2 separate regions of the Homo sapiens genome follow, and region 2 is linked to region 1. A link is a contact called in ENCODE Hi-C data. All regions are on one chromosome and are shown on one strand. The core of a region is the stretch at or near the end of the contact, and the rest is flanking DNA. Distances in the headings are between cores, read along the strand shown. Region 1 holds the start of ANXA5 (annexin A5). Region 2 has its middle 69 kb from the start of LINC01365.

The links. Hi-C counts contacts between places; a loop is a spot of excess contacts on that map. Pooled maps may share reads with other maps.
Region 2: a loop to region 1 is called in a map of gastrocnemius medialis, with 5 times the contacts of the local background. The contact joins the enhancer-like site here to the promoter of ANXA5 in region 1. A Hi-C loop is called at or near these places in 2 of 168 maps with a recorded cell type or tissue (gastrocnemius medialis and psoas muscle) and 3 of 50 pooled maps.

What each region holds. Positions count from the first base shown.
Region 1 is chr4:121,695,438-121,698,818 of GRCh38, reverse strand. It overlaps ANXA5 (annexin A5), which reads left to right and starts at 1,839. Exons shown (of 13, transcript NM_001154.4): 1 at 1,839-1,956; 2 at 2,195-2,238. The coding sequence starts at 2,230. RefSeq lists a silencer at 1,471-1,890.
Region 2 is chr4:119,733,611-119,736,991 of GRCh38, reverse strand. No RefSeq gene overlaps it. Among named protein-coding and RNA genes, the nearest start is that of LINC01365, 69 kb to the left of the region's middle. Within about 2 kb of position 1,736, at least 3 of the 41 ENCODE cell types and tissues checked have a DNase peak (open chromatin) inside an H3K27ac peak, as active enhancers do.

The DNA.
Region 1 (3,381 bases), core at 590-3,089:
TGAGAAAAAAGAATGCTCTAGGCAAGACTACAGGTCCTGCTTTTGGTGCAGGGCAGAGAGAAAGTAGAAAAGCTGGAGCAACGGAGACAGATGCTCAGAAAAGGGCTGCCTTCAGATATATTAATACCTGTAAAGAAAACCCGGGGGAGGTGCTGACTTGGGGAGAGCCTGAGGCTGAGTAGACAGCTGGGCTGGTGGAGAGGAGGCTCCCAGAGGAAAGGCAACCCGCCAGTGGGGTGGGGGTGATGGGGTTGGCAAGCTCCACAAATTTTGCAATTTTGCCTCCTTTCCCAGAGAACAACCACTCTGTTGTGACTTTGTCAGGGCTGGAATAGGCATGTGGTTCACACGTGAAAGCGAATGAGAAGTTCTATACAAAGAACCACATTTGCTGTCCATTTAATTTATTCTTCCTCATTCTCAAAGAAGACTAGATCCTCATCTCTTACCCTTAACCTCCACGTTGAGAAGCACTTTGCCCTTCCCATTCTAGCATATGTCTAGAACACTGCATCTAGTGTCGCAAACTTGTCCTCTTGCCCCCTCTGCCCTGGCACCTTCCCTCCCCACACCAGTAAGTCTGAGAAGGTCCCTGTGTCTTCTACTTTTCCTTTTCCAGCATATGGAGACAAAAGTGATTATATCCCGGATGCTAATCCGCCATGTTGACCTTTAATAACCCCAGTCCCATGAATACCTCCTGATTCCTAGGATTTTTTTTTTAAACTGTCCTTAGCATAAGAACATGTCAACCTTGATGCTATTGCCCACATTGTAGGCTATGAAGCATACGGCATTCTCACCTGTTCCGGAGGGCTGCCTTTAATTGTCTTGCACAGAGCAGTATACTCTTTCCTTACGGTATATAAGGCCAGGGTCTGGGGAGTAACAGTGCAGAAATTTATCTGCTTGCCGCCGCCCAAGGCCACGCTTCTGTCTACCACATCCTCCAATAGCACCCCTATTACCTACAGACTGGATTTGTCTGTCTCGTTCTTTGGTTTCTTGACTCCTTCGCGTTTGGGGGCTGCTTTGCATATAAAGCCCTTTCACAGAACACAGCACCATGCTAGTACAATACGCTGTAGATTCTCCCTCCCTCCCCCTCTCTCTCATATACTCATATATTTTATGTTGAACCAATATGAGGCATTGCTCAAATTTAAGTCATATTAAAGTTCTAGGCTAGTTTTGAAAACAGAAACTGATTGGAAGCAGAGGTTTTCAAATAGCCCACATACGCTACTAGAAGGCTGTACATTTAAGAGAGGGCCATCTAGGAAGCAATAATAGGCATTAAAACAACAACAAAACAACAAAACAAAACAGAAACAAAAACAACTTGGGAAACGGCCCTCCTTTCACGTTTTTTCTATCCCATCGACAAAGGCGCGCTGTCCTTAGCTGCGATGATTTTGTCTCGCCTCCAAAAAGACGCCCACGCACTATGTTGAGCACCCAAGTGAGGCTACGGTTCCTGCGGTCACAGAGGGCAGGGAGGCTCAAGCACCTCCAAAACCCCGAGCCCTGGACAGCTCCCCAGGCCCTTCCCGCGGCGCGAGGACAAGAGGTCTCCGGGGCCCTCGGGGGAGCGGCGCCTCCTCCTGGTTCCAGCAGCTCTGCGGCCGCTCCCCACCCAGGCCCGCGAGACCAGCGGGACAGTCCGCGCCGCGGGAGACCAACTGGGACGAGCCGCGACCCACGCAGGCGCGCTGAGGCCGGGGCAGGGGCGGGCCCGGCTGGCGCGGCCGGCCTGCGGTTGGGGCCCTGGCGGGGGTGGGACGGGCCAAGCCGGGCAGGGCCGGGGTGGGGCCGCTGGCGTTTCCGTTGCTTGGATCAGTCTAGGTGCAGCTGCCGGATCCTTCAGCGTCTGCATCTCGGCGTCGCCCCGCGTACCGTCGCCCGGCTCTCCGCCGCTCTCCCGGGGTTTCGGGGCACTTGGGTCCCACAGTCTGGGTGAGTGGTCGCAGCCCGGGGAGGGGGCTCCTTCTGGAGAGGAGAGCGTGGTCGCGGGGCACTGGATTCGCGCGGACGCTCGGCCGAGAGCTGTCCCGGTAGCTGCGAGAGGGCGGGTCGGCCCCGTGGCGGGGCCCTCCGGGCTGTCTGAGCGCCGCCGGGTCCCCGCGGACCTGCGCTTGGGGAGGGCACGAGTTGCAAATGGCGCGCTAAGCCCGAGGTTTCTTCTCTTTTGCAGTCCTGCTTCACCTTCCCCTGACCTGAGTAGTCGCCATGGCACAGGTAAGGCCGTGCGCCCCCCACTGCGCTGGATTTACCCACAACTTTGTATGCTGCGACGAGGGACTTTTAGGATTTGTCTGAGAGCCAAAAAGTTTAGGAGGAAAGGGAACCTGCTTTGGGGACATCGCTTCCACTTTTCTTGTTCCCCCTTTGCTTCCCTGCCCCCGTTTCTGTGTCCCGGTTCTTCCCGCTGAGCGCCCTCCGGAACCAGCACCGACGCCGCCAAGCTGCCTTCGCGCGCAACAGCTGGTGACGTGGCCGGATTTGTGTGCGCTCCCTTTTCATGAGTGAATGTGTAAAAGTGGGCCTTCCCCAAAATCCAGAGAGTAGCTCAAATTAGAACCGGAGCAAGAACAGCTCATCGTGGTCATGTGAGGCGAACGCATTCCCCCCCCACCCCGCCCCCCGACTTCCTTTATTTTTTTTCCGCAAAGTTTTCTGTATTTTAATACTGTGATTGAGCATTGGCTTTTTCCAGTTGCTCAGCCCAGTTTTACTAAAACTGTAGGACGTAGGCTCTGATTTTTTTTTTAATCCAAAAGATTAAACACAAGCGCTGTTTTTCTTAAGCAATGAACTCGTGGAACGAGTTCTCAATTGAATTTGCCTTGGGACTGTTTCAGAAATTGATAATCTACTACAGGCTTTCTTTACTGTTTTTTTTTTTTCCTTTTTTTTTGAGACGGAGTCTCACTCTGTCGCCCAGGCTGGAGTCCAGTGACGTAGTGATCTCGCTCACTACAACCTCTGCCTCCCGGGTTCAAGCAATTCTCGTGTCTCAGCTTTCCAAGTAGCTGGGATTACAGGCGCCCCACCATGCCCAGCTAATTTTGTATTTTTAGTAGAGGCGGGGTTTCACCATGTTGGCCAGGCTGGTCTCAAACTCCTTGCCTCAAGTGATCCTCCCGCCTCGGCCTCAGGACTGTAATCCCACTGCGCCTGGTTTCTTTACTGTTATTAATGTTTATCAAAAATGTAGGAAAGAGAAGATAGTTTAAGGTCTTTAAATATTGACCATGTTATACAGTCTTTTGTGAATAAGATACCAGGGCTTAAAAACTCTAAAACTGATTTCACAGATCTTGTCAATCTAACCGGCTTGTCAGAGTCCAGATAGTTTTTTTTAAACAAGTGTTTTAACTG
Region 2 (3,381 bases), core at 487-2,986, 2.0 Mb after region 1:
TATTATGTTTCCCCTTTCTCTTTATAGGTGTTTGGAGGATCATATGGCAGAGTGTTTGAGGTTCCATATTCACATTTGGTTACTAATTTGATAAACTCCTAAGTTATGATGATTGCTCTTATATTCGGCTAAGACAAAAATAGTCTTAGTCAGTGTGCTGGAGCTGTGCATCCTGCTTTGTGAGAGCCAATTGCTAAACTTTCTGGAGGTTTTCTAGCTGGTTGATATCCCATTGGTAGTTTGAACTTGGCCATTATGGGAGCATTGCATACTGGTTGATCATCAAATACTTTGAATCAGGACATCCCCAACCCTGCCCTGAAAGCTGGGTAGTGAACGTTTACCAGCACACCACTGGTAAGAGCTATTTTTTAACTTTTTTATAAAATGCCAAGAAAAATAAAAATCATCTGTAATTTAACTGTGATCAAAAGAACCTTTAAAATATTGTATCTTTAATAACTTAAGAATTTCAGGAACTGGTGCTATTACATTTAAAGAATATGGACCAATCAAATTATAGCAGATTAGTCTTAGCAGGAAATAATTCCATTCATTTTACCGTTGGAAATGATGTCTTTCAAAAATATATATTCACTTTATTCAGACACATTGGTGAGTCTCTCCATGTAGCTGCAATCCCTTTCTGCTGTTCGTCTCCTGTTTTGAGGATTTAGCTTGCTTGGTTTAGTAATATGGCTTCTTAAGAATATGTGTGTCTTATAAGTAATTTTATATTTGAAAAAAACTTACATTATTAACCATTTTGCATTATACCATTGAAGTAAGACGAAAACATCAGATGACAATAGCATATCCATGGCATGCCATGAAGTGCTAACTCTATAAGCATATGTGATGACTGTATTCCATATGCAATTCCAGGATACAGTTCCAAGATCTCCAGTGTCCAAGGCACCCAACAGACACCACAAAATGTTAAACCCCAAGGTGTGCCCTGACCAATCATGCTACCTTTTCAATCCCAACCTAAGCTTTACACTAGAAACTGTATCTACCATTTCCCCTGACTTATAAGTTTAGATATAATTAAAAATACCACATGCCTATCATCTTTCAAACTGTGAGCTCCTTATTTTTCAATAACTAACAGCCTGATTTTTATGGATATTTAATAAAGTGATATAAATTAGTATAGTTATAAATTTCCAGTGGATAACCAAAAGATGTTGACTCTGCACATAAACCTATAAAAATTTTCTCTTAACTAAATTGTTATAGGTAAAACAAAGTCTTTTCACTCATTTTGGCTTCAGTTTCATGTTTGGGCAAGGCACAAAGCTAGTAAAGATATCTTCTCTTATTTTTCCGTTGAAAAATAGGCCCTGGGTCACTGCGTAATAAATAGTTAGGGCCTTTGTGGCAGTGTTCAGTTGAAGCCAGATTATGAGAGTGTCTTCTATGTTTAAACATGGAAAGAGTTCACAGTGAGGTGAGAGATCTTAAACTTGTCTTTTTTCCTAGGTTTGCCTCTTGTTTAGTATCCCTCAGGAAATGAGCTGTTAAGGGATGTGCTGCCACATCAAAATTCTGAAAGGAGATACCTTAAAACCACCAAAGTAAACCTTCCTCTGTGGATAACTTTAGCAGGCTGAGTATAGCACATTTCATCACTGACCAACCAAACAAAAATAACTAAAGCTGCAGTCTCATTCCAGAAGCATTTCTGAACAAACAGTTTTCTCCAGCCTCAGCTGTGTGGTTTCATATTTAATCACTTCAGCATTTTGCTGGTTAAACAACTCTGATATGAAATGTGAATCCCAGAAAGTGTTGTGTCATTCCAAATAGCTAGAAAATCAGTAATTCTTTTCTTTTCTGTCACTTGTTATTGATTCAGAAAGATCATTCCAAATCCCCACTGTTTATTCTTTTCAATACATTGTCTTGCTCTGTGGTTTTTCAGAAACTTTAAACAGCAGTCCTATTATCTATTTGTAAGTGTTGTCTCACTTCAGATAACTGCTTTAAACAAATAATCTAAGCTCAGAATCAAATTTATGGCATCAGAATGAGACTCCAGCCCCCCAAGCACTGGTATCTATACTCCACGTAACACATAAGAACAGCGTTTTCTAGGATAGGCAGTGAAAGGCCTCCATATTGCTGAACTCTTGCCTCTTCTCTGATTCACATCATCACCATTATTTACAATTTTTCTCTAAATTGGCTCTTTAATAAAAATATGAATCAAGCATCATTGTAAGATTGTAGACATTATGACCCTATTATCTTTCTTCAATTTGCTAAAATTCTACTCTATTGACTTTAACTCTGAAAAGTTATAAATGGTGTTGGGGTTTAGAAACCAATATCCCAGGACCAGGCGCCGTGCCTCACGCCTGTCATCCCAGCACTTTGGGAGGTCAAGGCGGATGGATCACCTGAGATCAGGAGTCCGAGATCATCCTGGCCAACATGGGGAAACCCCGTCTCTACTAAAAATACAAAAATTAGCCGGGCGTGGCCGTGTGTGTTTGTAATCCCAGCTACTCGGGAGGCTGAGACAGGAGAACCGCTTGAACCCAGGAGGCAGAGGTTGCAGTGAGCCGAGATCGCGCCACTGCACTCCCGACTGAGACTCTGTCTCAAAAAAAAAAGAAAGAAAAAAGAAACCAACACCCCGAAATATGGCACTCTGACATGCTGAACTGAAGAAGAGGCTCAAGGTCTCTCTGACCTACTCTTCCCCACTCCTCCTATCTCTCAATCTTCTGGGTCTCCCAAAGCACAGGATAAATCTGTTCTCTGAAGTTTCTTATTTGCCTAAAGTCTGGACCTGACAAATAAAAAATAATTACCTCTGGTCCCTTCCTGGAGATTTTATTAACTGAGCTCATCACAGAAAATAAGACTGAAGTCTGTCAACAAACCTGGACGATTTTGTCACAAACCACTGCCCGCTCTGTGGGCCCAGTAGACTTTGTCCCAGTTCATTGTATGCTCTTCAAGTCCATTGAATTCCCCTAAAAATCATTTACTACCCCGCTAAAATCATCTGCACTTCTCCATCACCCTTTCCTCTACAAAGTAGTATCTGTACCTCATTGGGATGTTGGGTAATCACGCTATGATTGTCTCTCATACATGTTAATAGATTTGTATGCCTTTTCTCCAATTAATCTGCCTTTTGTGAGCTGATTTTTCAGTGAACCTTCAGAGAGTGAAGAAGAAGTTTTACTTTGGCCCTTCCAATGGCAAATGGCTTTTTCTTAGAACATACAAGATACTAGAAACATTGCTGCTTTCTGTAAACCAATGATGTTCATGAATTTGAGCATGTGTAATCACTAAAGAATGTATTAAGACAGCCTATAAGCTAGTTGGTGTGATCAGGCTGTATCCACCACTTTTTATCCT